2 separate regions of the Homo sapiens genome follow, and region 2 is linked to region 1. The links are chromatin loops, found by intact Hi-C in ENCODE. Cell type or tissue: PC-9. All regions are shown on one strand. Each heading gives the region's core, and the rest is flanking DNA. Links, peaks and the distances in the headings are about the cores only. Region 1 has its middle 15 kb from the start of FAM9C. Region 2 overlaps LINC02154 (long intergenic non-protein coding RNA 2154).

What was found. A loop is a pair of places that touch in the nucleus more often than their neighbours do. Peaks named below come from ENCODE experiments on the same cell type or tissue, not always from the same donor. Only the 100,000 strongest peaks of a DNase experiment are listed, where the experiment ranks them.
Region 2: a loop joins it to region 1, with 19 times the contacts of the local background. A loop is called at or near these places in 2 of 110 quality-filtered maps.

Annotation. Positions count from the first base shown.
Region 1 is chrX:13,027,081-13,032,462 of GRCh38, forward strand. No RefSeq gene overlaps it. Among named protein-coding and RNA genes, the nearest start is that of FAM9C, 15 kb to the right of the region's middle. RefSeq lists an enhancer at 3,010-3,229. In PC-9, for the core only: no CTCF peak of the experiment used is centred there; DNase peaks (open chromatin) are centred at 2,051, 2,431 and 2,851; H3K4me3 peaks cover 2,243 bases; H3K27ac peaks cover 5,000 bases.
Region 2 is chrX:13,284,567-13,289,948 of GRCh38, forward strand. The region is part of intron 1 of LINC02154 (long intergenic non-protein coding RNA 2154); the gene reads right to left. Among named protein-coding and RNA genes, the nearest start is that of LINC02154, 16 kb to the right of the region's middle. In PC-9, for the core only: no CTCF peak of the experiment used is centred there; a DNase peak (open chromatin) is centred at 2,525; H3K27ac peaks cover 2,275 bases.

The sequences.
Region 1 (5,382 bases), core at 84-5,083:
CTTAAAAGGAAGATAGTTCACTGGCATATCAGGTCATGAAACAACCACGAGTGTGAACTAGGAAACCACAATGCATGTGAGAATGGCCCAAACACAATTGACTGCACCATCTGGAGAAAAGGTGAAGCCTACACAGAATGCCAAGTAGAAAAATGAGATGGGTTTATGTCAAGCGAAGATTAACATTTCATGTATCTTCTCACTTTAAGCACTTCGTCCTGCTTCTGGTATATCCCTTCACCCTGAGCTGAAGCGAGTTCATTAGTTAGGTGGAAAACAAGAGGAAAGCCAGTGGAAACTGACACTCTTTTTAGATTGTAACCCCTACTTGGGGCAAACCTACAGGATCTCAATGACAGAGGTTTGCTTTCTTAGTAAACAGCCTTGGAAATTCCCCCTCATCTTCCTTCATGGGTCTGGTGTTCTTCATCATTTTACCAGTGACTTATATGTTGGGAGAGAAAACCTGCTTGCTAGATATTAAGCTTATTAAGAGAAGAGGATAGGAGTTGGAAGGGTGGGAGTTGAGTACTTAGCATCTTGCAAGACAGTATCAGAATTTGAAAGAGATCAGAGGAAATTGAAAAATAATTCATAAACATAAAGTACAATAAATGCTTGTAGAATAAATAATAAAACAATGCAAAGCAATTATCCTAGGGAAAATAGAGATAGAGAAGTTGGTTATAACGCAAAAGGTCTATGGATCATGGTGATGGTACTTTTGCTTCTGAAATAAAAACTTAAGATGTATCACAACAAGCATAAATGCACTTCATAACACCAGTTCATTGAGTGCCTACTTAATTAATTCTGCTGAGATACTGATGAGGTACAGAAAAGGAAAGCGAGAATCAAAATAGTTTGACTGCCTGTTGGGCACTCAAAGGGTAGTTCTTGATTGATGCATTAAAATGTACTGTTTTTGCAGTCTTCAGCTTTATTGAGGCATCACTGACAAACAATAAACTGCACCTGTTTAAAATGTGCAATATGGTGAGTTTTGATGTATACACACATCTGTAAAACTGTCGCCACAATCAGGATGATCAACTTATCTATCATCCCTAAAACTTCCTCATGCCTCTTGGTAATCCCTCCCTCTCCGCTCCCAGTACCCGGGCAACTACTGATCTACTTTCTGTGACTATAGATTATATTTTATAGACTCAATTTTATATAAATGAAATCACCCAGCAGATCTTTTGAGTCTAGCCTCTTTCATGCAGCATAATAATTTTAAGAGTCATCATGTTGTCTTAAGTGTCAATATTTCATTTATTTTTATTCCTGAGTAGTGGTGTTTCATGTAGCTTATTTTTTGGTGCTCAGTTATTACTTCCCTGGAGAGATTAGTCAGTTGACACATTCTTATCCTATTTCTTTATTCTGTACTTTTTGTTTAACTCACATCATAGACTCACTAAATATTTATATGAATTTATTCAAGGATTTGGTTCAAAAATGAACATCTCTTCGAGAGGATTCTATTGGGGGTCATTCATTCATTTGTTCATTAAGTCATTCAGCAAATATCAATTAAGCCCTTACTAGGTCCCAGGCACGGTGCTAGGCACTGGGGATACAATAATAAAGAAAAGAGACATGCATCCCTCACATTCTAATGAGAGGAGACATGTGGCAAACACAATAAAAGCAAAAATTATTAGTATGTTAGAAGCCAACACATGTGATTTAGACATAATAGAACAGGCTGAAGAGCCAACAGGCATCATCCTAACAATGCAGCCCGGATTCCAAACAGCTCCTGCAAATTGGACTGAGTGTAGACTTTGGCATGGTTTTCTCAGTCACACTTATAAAAGCCCCATGGAAATCAACTTCCAACAGGACTTCAAAGAAACGGAGGCTGCCATGAATGGTCAGGTATTAGGGAATGAGGTCATCCTTCCACTGAACACTCCCCTACATCCCCTGCAGGTGTGTATGTCTTAAGCTTTTGTGCTCACCTGCAGGAGAAAGGCCAGAAAGTGGCTGCCACATTCTTCTCCCCCAACTGCAGGAGTGAGGCCACAGAGGTTTACCTGGGAAGAATACTCTCCACAAACTTAAATCTCAGCACATTACACTGGTAAATGTCACATTCCAGTTCCAGATATCAATCTGGATCCAGGAATGTATGTGCTTCACTCATTCCAAGCACTCATTTGTTTGGTTTGGGGGAGGAGAGACAAGGCTAGAGCAATCTGAAAGTTCAATCAAGCCAAAATACCTTGCTCAAAAACTGATAAAACAGGGCCCCCAATCCATAACCAGAGAATGTTGGGCACTTTCTTCTCTGCAGAAATGTTTTTGCATTTAAGTTTAGGTAGATTTAAGAGAGGAGTGTAAGGAGAGAGTTTCTGTAACCAGAGGAGGGGAGGCTTCCCCGCCTGCCTCCGGAGCTTCTCCTCCAGGGTGATCTGGCAGCCATTCAAGGCAGCCTGAACTTTCTGAGAGACTTGATTTCCTGTTCCCACTGCCTCAGCCGACTGGAGGACTAGGGTGACCCGGGGTGGGGAGCAAGGGACACTGGTTAGTTTAGGATCAGCGGGTGGGAACTGTTTATCCCAACATGCTTAGAAATTCTTCCAGCAGCAACTGTAAAAATAAAAGTCTGAACTGTACAAGAAACTTAAGTTATTTCAACAGTGAACTTCAATCATGAGATTCTTGAATATCTTTTGGGAAGACAAGTTATTTTGTTTGTTTCATTCATTTAAAATATAAAACAACAGACTTCTTATAATGCAGAGGGGACCTCACTGTCACCTAGTTCAACTCACATATTTTACAGATGATGCAGAGTTCAGAACTATTCATTGACAATGGCTGGGGGGATGGGAGCAAGATCCATGTTTCCTGGCTCTGAACTCAGTGCAATTTCCTCCATGGATTATAAAGAAGTGCAATTCCAAATGCCACGCCTTAGGGGGAAATTTACTATATGTAAATTATACCTCACAACCTGACTTAAAAAAAAAAGTATATGTTATCCCTGCTTCCTCCTGAACCTGGGTCTGCCTGACACCAAAGCCCCGGGGCTTTCCGCTCTCTGCCTCTCAGTAGTCTTATTGTCATTCCTGTGAATCCATGGTCCTTTAGTGGTTTATGTTTGAGGAGGGAGCTGTGGACTGAATAAACTATGCAGCACAAAGGCATTAACCATGGATTAATGGGAAAGAAAAGCTTGCTGAGTTCTGAGTCTGACGGGTCAAGAGCTTCTGATGGTGTCATGCAAATTTCACTTCCCAATGAAATCAGTCACTCTTCGTGTAGAGGGGCCATCATATCTTAGCCAGTTCCTGCTTGGGGTTCAGAAGAGAAAACAAAACAGTTTGCCCCATGGTGGGAAAGGGACATTTGGTATTCTCCTTGGCTTCCTAGCTAATTACAAAGTGTTAATGACATTCAAAGGAAACTTGCCTCCTTCAGGGCTTTACAAATAAGGAAGGGCGGGGGAAGGTGAGCCAAAGAACAGACAGGGGCTCCAGTGAAACACAGGGCACAACCAGTCAGCTCCCAGAGCGGGAGGCAGCCTTAATTTACAAAGGAAATAGACACCCCAGCACAGGCTGAAATTGGGTGGGACCAAGAGTTCTTAAACTAATCACAGCTGGTTTCCAAACCTCAAAGATTTGTTATTGCAAAAACATTCTCAAGCAGTAGATGAATAGATTGAATGGCGACAGAACAAAGAAAAGATGGAGACATTTTCCCCACAGCGGCTTCAAGACAGGTTCAGAGAGGTATGAACTAGCAAAGTAACACATTTATCCAATCAACATTTTTTACCCATCTCCTACACTGGGTCTGAGGACACAGCTATCACATAACATTTGACCTCCTCTAGTATCCTACAGAAAAACAACTAAAGCACCTTTGTGCAACTCAGAACTACAAGCTCTTCCTTATGATTTGGACAACAGGTGCCTTCAAAGAATGGTTCTTTTTCCTATATTTTCCTTCCCTTCTCTTAATGGAGAATTTTTTCTTCCACCCTAAAAAGGAAACACGACCATCAGTTTCCCAAATATGAAGAGGGAAATGCATGTGTGTATAAACAGTGGTTACCACCTAGTAGAATTTTAAGCCTTTAAGGATTTTCCCCCCTAACGATTGCAATTTCCTTCAGTTACTATTGTCCTATGTCTTATATCCAATGTATTATTTAGGTATTTCTTTACAGGCTTTTTAAGATTTACAGGTGTACCTGATCAAAAATAGCTGGAAAGATCTGAGATGTTTTTTACTGGATAATTTATTCCGTGTGTACCCAACAGCCAAGCACTTGGCAAATGACCAAAAATATGATTTATTTTTATTTATTTTGTTGAGACGGAGTCTCACTCTGTCGCCAGGCTGGAGTGCAGTGGCACAATCTCGGTTCACTGCAACCTCCGCCTCCCGGGTTCAAGTGATTCTCCTGCCTCAGCCTCCCCAGTAGCTGGGATTACAGGCGTGTGTCACCACACCCAGCTAATTTTTTATATTCTGGGTAGAGACAGGGTTTCACCATGTTGGCCAGGCTGGTCTCAAACTCCTGACCTCAAGTGATCCGCCCGCCTTGGCCTCCCAAAGTGCTGGGATTACAGGCATAAGCCCCTGTGCCTGGCCAAAAGATATGATTTAGAAAGCCAGAATAGCTCATGCAAGAAATAAGCAGCTGACAGATTAAAATGGCAACTTTATGCTTTAATGGCAACGTAAACTATCCAGAAGGGACATTTATTGGTTCAACAAGAATTGATTTTCTTCGCTCTCAACTATTAACAGGTCTTCTCTTTCTAAAAGATAGGAATGTGTGCTCCAGTAACTAATTTGTTTATGTGTAACTAATACATTGAGAGAATCTCTGTAAGACATCTTTCTCTGGCACTTATTTTATCTTGATCCTGGATGGAAGATAATGATAACCAAGTGACCTGTTTGTTGACTAGGGCACACTTCAAAGCAGGTATGGATATCTGATTTAATGTACATTAGCAGGACATCGATGCAAGCGTATGAGTACTGAGACAGGTAGGCAAGTGGCAGGGTGAACTTCACTCCTTAAAATAGTGAGCTCAAGAGACATAACTACCTAAGCTGTCTGATTTTGTTCCATATGCTCTTTTAAAGTGATATAAGGCAAAATATATTTAACTGGTTAATTAGTGAAAATGTACCAACAAAGGATGTCTGGTTAATTCATGGAAAATGGGAATTTTGAATAAATTTAAAGGTAATGTTTGAATTAGGCAAATAAAATTAATTCTTGTGTTTGCATAAACACAGAGATTGGAGAATTGCTGTGTATTCAGTGTTCTTTCAAATGACCGATCATTCATTTATTTAGTACATGTGTATTGTGCACCTCTTGTATGGGTGGGAACACACCAG
Region 2 (5,382 bases), core at 84-5,083, 260 kb after region 1:
CACTGACTAGGGCTTCAAAAATTGATAAAGGAGGCACAGAAGAACAGATCTTCTTGGCATAGACTAGCTAGTTGTTGAAAAAAACCCCTCTCCTCTGCCTCCTGGGCACCCAGCCAGGCTACATTTCCCAGCTGTCCTTGCAGTTAAGTGTGGTCATGTGACTGCATCCTGGTCAATGGAATGCCGACAGAAGTAAAATGAGTGACTTTCAGGTCTAGCCCATTAAAAACCTCCAGGCACCATCCTCCATGTTCTTTCTTATTGGCTGCTGATAGCAGCAGGAGGCAGACAAATGCCTAGGCAGACAGGGGCAGGTCCCTAGTGAAACCCCACCTTCAAGCCTGTCTTTGGCTTGTTTAAAGCCTGAAGGCCAAGTTACAAGTCAAATCCACAGACCAGATTGAGAACCTGTCGTCCCATTTGGTGTGCTTTCCTTTGATTTATCCCCACCTTTCACCGATTTTACATATACCTACTCTTCCCTTATTGTTTTTACACTGTGCCCACCTTTGATTGGTGCCTTTGTTTTAACTGTTTTTGCATACTCACACACCAACTGAATGTTGCCTTTTCCAATGCTACCTACGGCCTGCCCCTCCCCTATCCTGTGCCTATAAAAAATCCAGACTCAGCCACACTGGGGTAAGAGATGACCTGACTTTGAGGAAGAGATGATCTCACTTTGGGGGAAAGGTGACCTGACTTTGGGGTAGAGGCCAACTGACTTCAGGGGAGAGATGACCTGATTTTGGGGGAGAGACGACCTGACTTCAGGGAAGAGACAACTCAATCTTCCCATCCCCTCTCCACTGAGAGCTGTTTCGTCACTCAATAAAATTCTCTGCCCTCATCACCCTTCAACAGTCAGCATGACCTCATTCTTCTTGGATGCGGGACAAGAGCTCTAGACCCACTGAATGTGGGTACCCAGAAAGGCTGTGGCACTGGCCCTCTGCCCTCACCAGTGGGGGGGCAGCGCCGCACAAAACAGAAGCAGTGGCAGGGCCAAACCAGTCCCAGAGCCATGCTGGTCCTGGAGCTGTGGGCCAGAGGGGGACAATAGGCTGACTAGCTGCTAACATACTGCAGTCCATCTGGCTGTGAACAGCAGAACAAAAAGAGCTAATTAGCACACTGTAACAGCCACTCTGGGGCTTTGGGGTCACAGGCACCCCTGCCTGGGTACCACCACATTCCCCTTGGGGCAACATGCCTGGTCTGGCGGCAGGCCCTGCATGGAACTTGCTTCTGTGTCGGCACTTGGAGTGGCCAGCTGGACCCCACACTCACTCACTCATGTGTTCCCTCCCCCTAGGGGCTGAGGATGCAGTTGTGCAGCTGCAGGAGTTACAGGCCGGAATGCAAGCCAGATGTGGCCCGGTGGGCCGTGTAGAGGGTGTGCCCCCTGCTGCAAGTCTGGCAAAGGGGCTGTGAAAAATCCTGTGTCACCGTGACCTTGTAAGTCCTATGTTAAAAAATGCAAAGCCACAAGATGCAAGAAGCCTGGGTACCAAAATTATCGCTTGGAGGAATGTTACCCATCTATCAGGAATACCTCTTTTGGACCTTACATGAAAAGGAAATACACTTCTATTTTCTTAAGCCACTGAGATTTGGGGTTTATGTGTTATCGCATACTTTACCTTAACTGGTAAAGATAAATGCTGTACGTCTTAAAATAAAGTACTATTTTTCTCCTAATAACAGGGATATTTTCATTGTTTACTATTTGGAAAATACTCCATACTAGGTGTTAATGTCATCTGAAATATGTTTTTAGGAATAACTCTTTGGAAAATAACTTTGCTAGTCATAACTTTCTTTCTTTTTCCTGAAAGTGGAAGGTAAAGGAGGAGGAAAAAACCTCAATCGAGATGCATTATTCTAGTTAAAGTTCTAGCAATGACTCAGGTTATTCTAATAACTAAATTAACTCAGCGAATCAAGCAATTTTGGAAATTGCAACTTTCTCAGGGCTCCAAGCCATGATACACTCAATGTTTCAACAACAGTATTTCTACTTTACTACTAGGACACAACTTGGGCTTTGGTAGAAATTTTCTCAACATATTTCAGTACATACGGAACATTTTAAATTATTTCTTATGTAATATTTCTAGCACTTTGACCAATTTATTTGTGATCAGGGCAATCTGGATATGAATACATTACAAACTACTATGAATAAAAGTCTGTTTGTTTTATGTATGATTATATAGAATTAACTAGCTGGTGTTCATCAGACATCAGCTAAGATCACCCCCACCCACCTCTTTGTAATTGACCTGAAACTGACTTGAATTCCCGAAACTTGATTAACTCAATTTCCTCAAATATCCCAAGCATTTTCACATGAGAGTACAATTTAGTGAATGAACATTTGGAATGACAAGGGAAGAGGAAGTATAAATCTCTATACTAAAAAGCAATCATTTAAAATATGATTATTATGTATTCATATATTAAAGAAAGGACTCTGACCTTCATCTCTTCTCCTATTTCAGCTTTCAATTCCAGTTCATGTTACATACAAAGAATTTGAACTATTTCCTTGTTTCACTATCTCCTTTCAGATCATGTCCTCAGAGTTTCATTCTCTACACCTAAAGCACTCAATCAATGTAATCCTAAGTAAAGCTGCTCCAAAGGCTCGGGTGACATCTGTTAAAATAACTACCCTTACATACACACACACACACACACACACACACACACACACACACAAACACGCGCGCGCGCGCAGTATCCTCGGTTTATGGTTCTTGGTGATTCTGAAACAGTGAGAGAAATAATGAATTTTGAACATAAGATGTAATTAAAAATAGTGCTTCTTAGAATTAACATACACATTACACACGTTACCTGTGAATTGTGAATCTTATTAAAATGCAGATTCTGAGTCCATAGTCCATTCTGGGGTGAGATCTGAGATTCTACATTTCTAACAAGCTTCCAGTTGATGCTAATGCTACCAGCACTTGGGCCACAGTTTGAGTACCTAGATTGTAGAACATTCAAATATTCATTGTAGGGTAGAAAAAAATTCTCACCCATTGTAAGGGTCATGGCTGTGGCATCTATAATACAAGACAGATTAATGAGAGAAAACCATACAAATCTGTTTAATATAAATTTTACACGACATGGGAGTCTTCAGAAATGAATACTCAAAGAAACAGGGCAAACTTTTTATAGATAGTTGTGCATAAGTATTATTGGGGGACAAAAGGGTACGATCTTGTAAAATTAAATCATTCAGACTTAAAGCTGTTGGAACTTTAAATTATTTTGAGCTTTGAGAGGAATGTGACTATGTGGCATGAGTCATGTAGCATGCAGCTGCAACTTCTACTTTTTCCTGCAAATCATTAGGAAAGGCCTTGTGGCACCAGAGATAAGACCCCCTTCAGATCATCACCCCTCCTCACAGAATGCTAAAGCAACCTACCTTGGAATGTAGCAAACTATAACCAACCAAACTGCTATACCATATATATTGACCTTGTATGGAAAATGTTGCAACTCTGTTAACTGCCTATATAAGTGAAACCTTAACTTTCCCACTTTGGAACGCTGACCCATTCTTTTATAGTCAGTGTTTCTGGGTGTCCATCCTCAAGCTTTGCACTCAAATAAACTCGAATAAGCACAGTTGATTATATTTTCTGAGTCATATTATTTAAGGTTGACAGTCTAATGGTAATAAACTAGAGGGAACTTAGCAAGGCATGTTTGTTCAGATTCTTTTTTGTGTTCCTTTGCCTTCAGAGATAGGGACATTCCTTTCCTCAGGTATAGAAAGGACACCTCTGGAATGAAGGTTTTATGGCCTACTTTAGAGGAAGGTCAGATAATTCTTTTATGGCCTGCTTCAGGGGAGAACGGTGAAAGAAAGCCAAGAGAAACCTTCCTGCTTCTGCTATTATTTCAAATGCCAAGGTGCCATTTTTGGGGGTAGCATATCCTGAACCCCGTAACTATCCATTTACTGGTATTGTTCTGGTCACCTAAGAATCACGTGGAGAAGAAGAGTGATTAGACATACAGCCAACTGGACCCTCTTCCTTGGAAGTTCTGATTAGGTACACCTTTTAGAAAACTCTTTGGATGAACCTAACGTTGGGAACCTCTGATTAAGGCTTCTGCTCCTCAAAGTGGGGTCCTCAAACAAGCCGGACTAGCAGCCTTCAGGAGCTTCATAGATATGTAGAATCTTGGGTCTTAACCCAGCCTTACTGAATAAGAATTTACATTTTAACAAGAATCTCCGTTGATTTGTATGTACATTGAAATTTGAGAAGCGCTACTCTAGAATATCATAACAATACAGTGGAAAGAGAGAACTGGGGATATTTTAAGTGCAAAACATTAACATCATCATAGCCAACACTCACTGGAGAGTCAGAAAGTACGTTATATTAGTATGCTGTTTTACAATTCAAATTGTTTTCAGACATGTTTTTCTTATTCAATTTAATCAGTATCTCTCAATATCCTTCTGGGAGACAGGTATTATTCTCCTACTTTTATAAATAAATCTTGGTTTATTACTGAGGTTAGAAACTAAGTTGTTTTTGTTTTTTGTTTGTTTGTTTGTTTTTGAAACAGGGTCTTGCTCTGTCACCCAGGCTGGAATTCAGGGACACGAACGTGGCTCACAGCAGCCTTGAACTCGTGGGCTCAAGTGATTCTTCCTCCTCAACCTCTCAAGTATCTAGGACCACAGGCACACAACACCATGCCTGGCTAATTTTTAAAATTTTCTGTAGAGATGGGGGTCTCATCATGTTGCCCAGGCTGGTCTTGAACTCCTGGTCTCAAGGGATCCACCCACGTCGGCCTCCCAATGTACTGGGATTACAGGTGTGAGCCACTGCACCTGGCTGAAACTAAGTTTTATTCAACTTGGTAAGACTCATACATTTTAAAAGCTAACATTTACTATCAAGGGAAGAATCCTTAAAACGGAACTTGAATCTTACTCAAAATAGTCTCTCGGTCAATCAGTTAGTATATGTTTATGTGAAGAGGAAATTTACTTGCTCATCCTGAACTTATTTAATGATGTTAAGCCTACTAAGTTGTAAATTAAGCAAGTTTGGAAATGGAAGCTGACATGCATTTGAGGCTAGATATATTGTTATAGTTTTTGTGATACAAATATATTTTTCATGCAGTTATATACAAAGCTTTATATTCAGTGCCATGTTTCTTCAGACAACTGTTGAGGCTTACTGTCAGCTGCACTATTCTTCACTTACTCAAAAAACATTTCTTAAATACCAACTATGAACTGTCTAGGTTTTGGAGGTACAATATTGAGTGAGAAACAGTTTTGACAATTGAGGAGTTTATAGGCCTAGACAGAGGACGACTAACTGC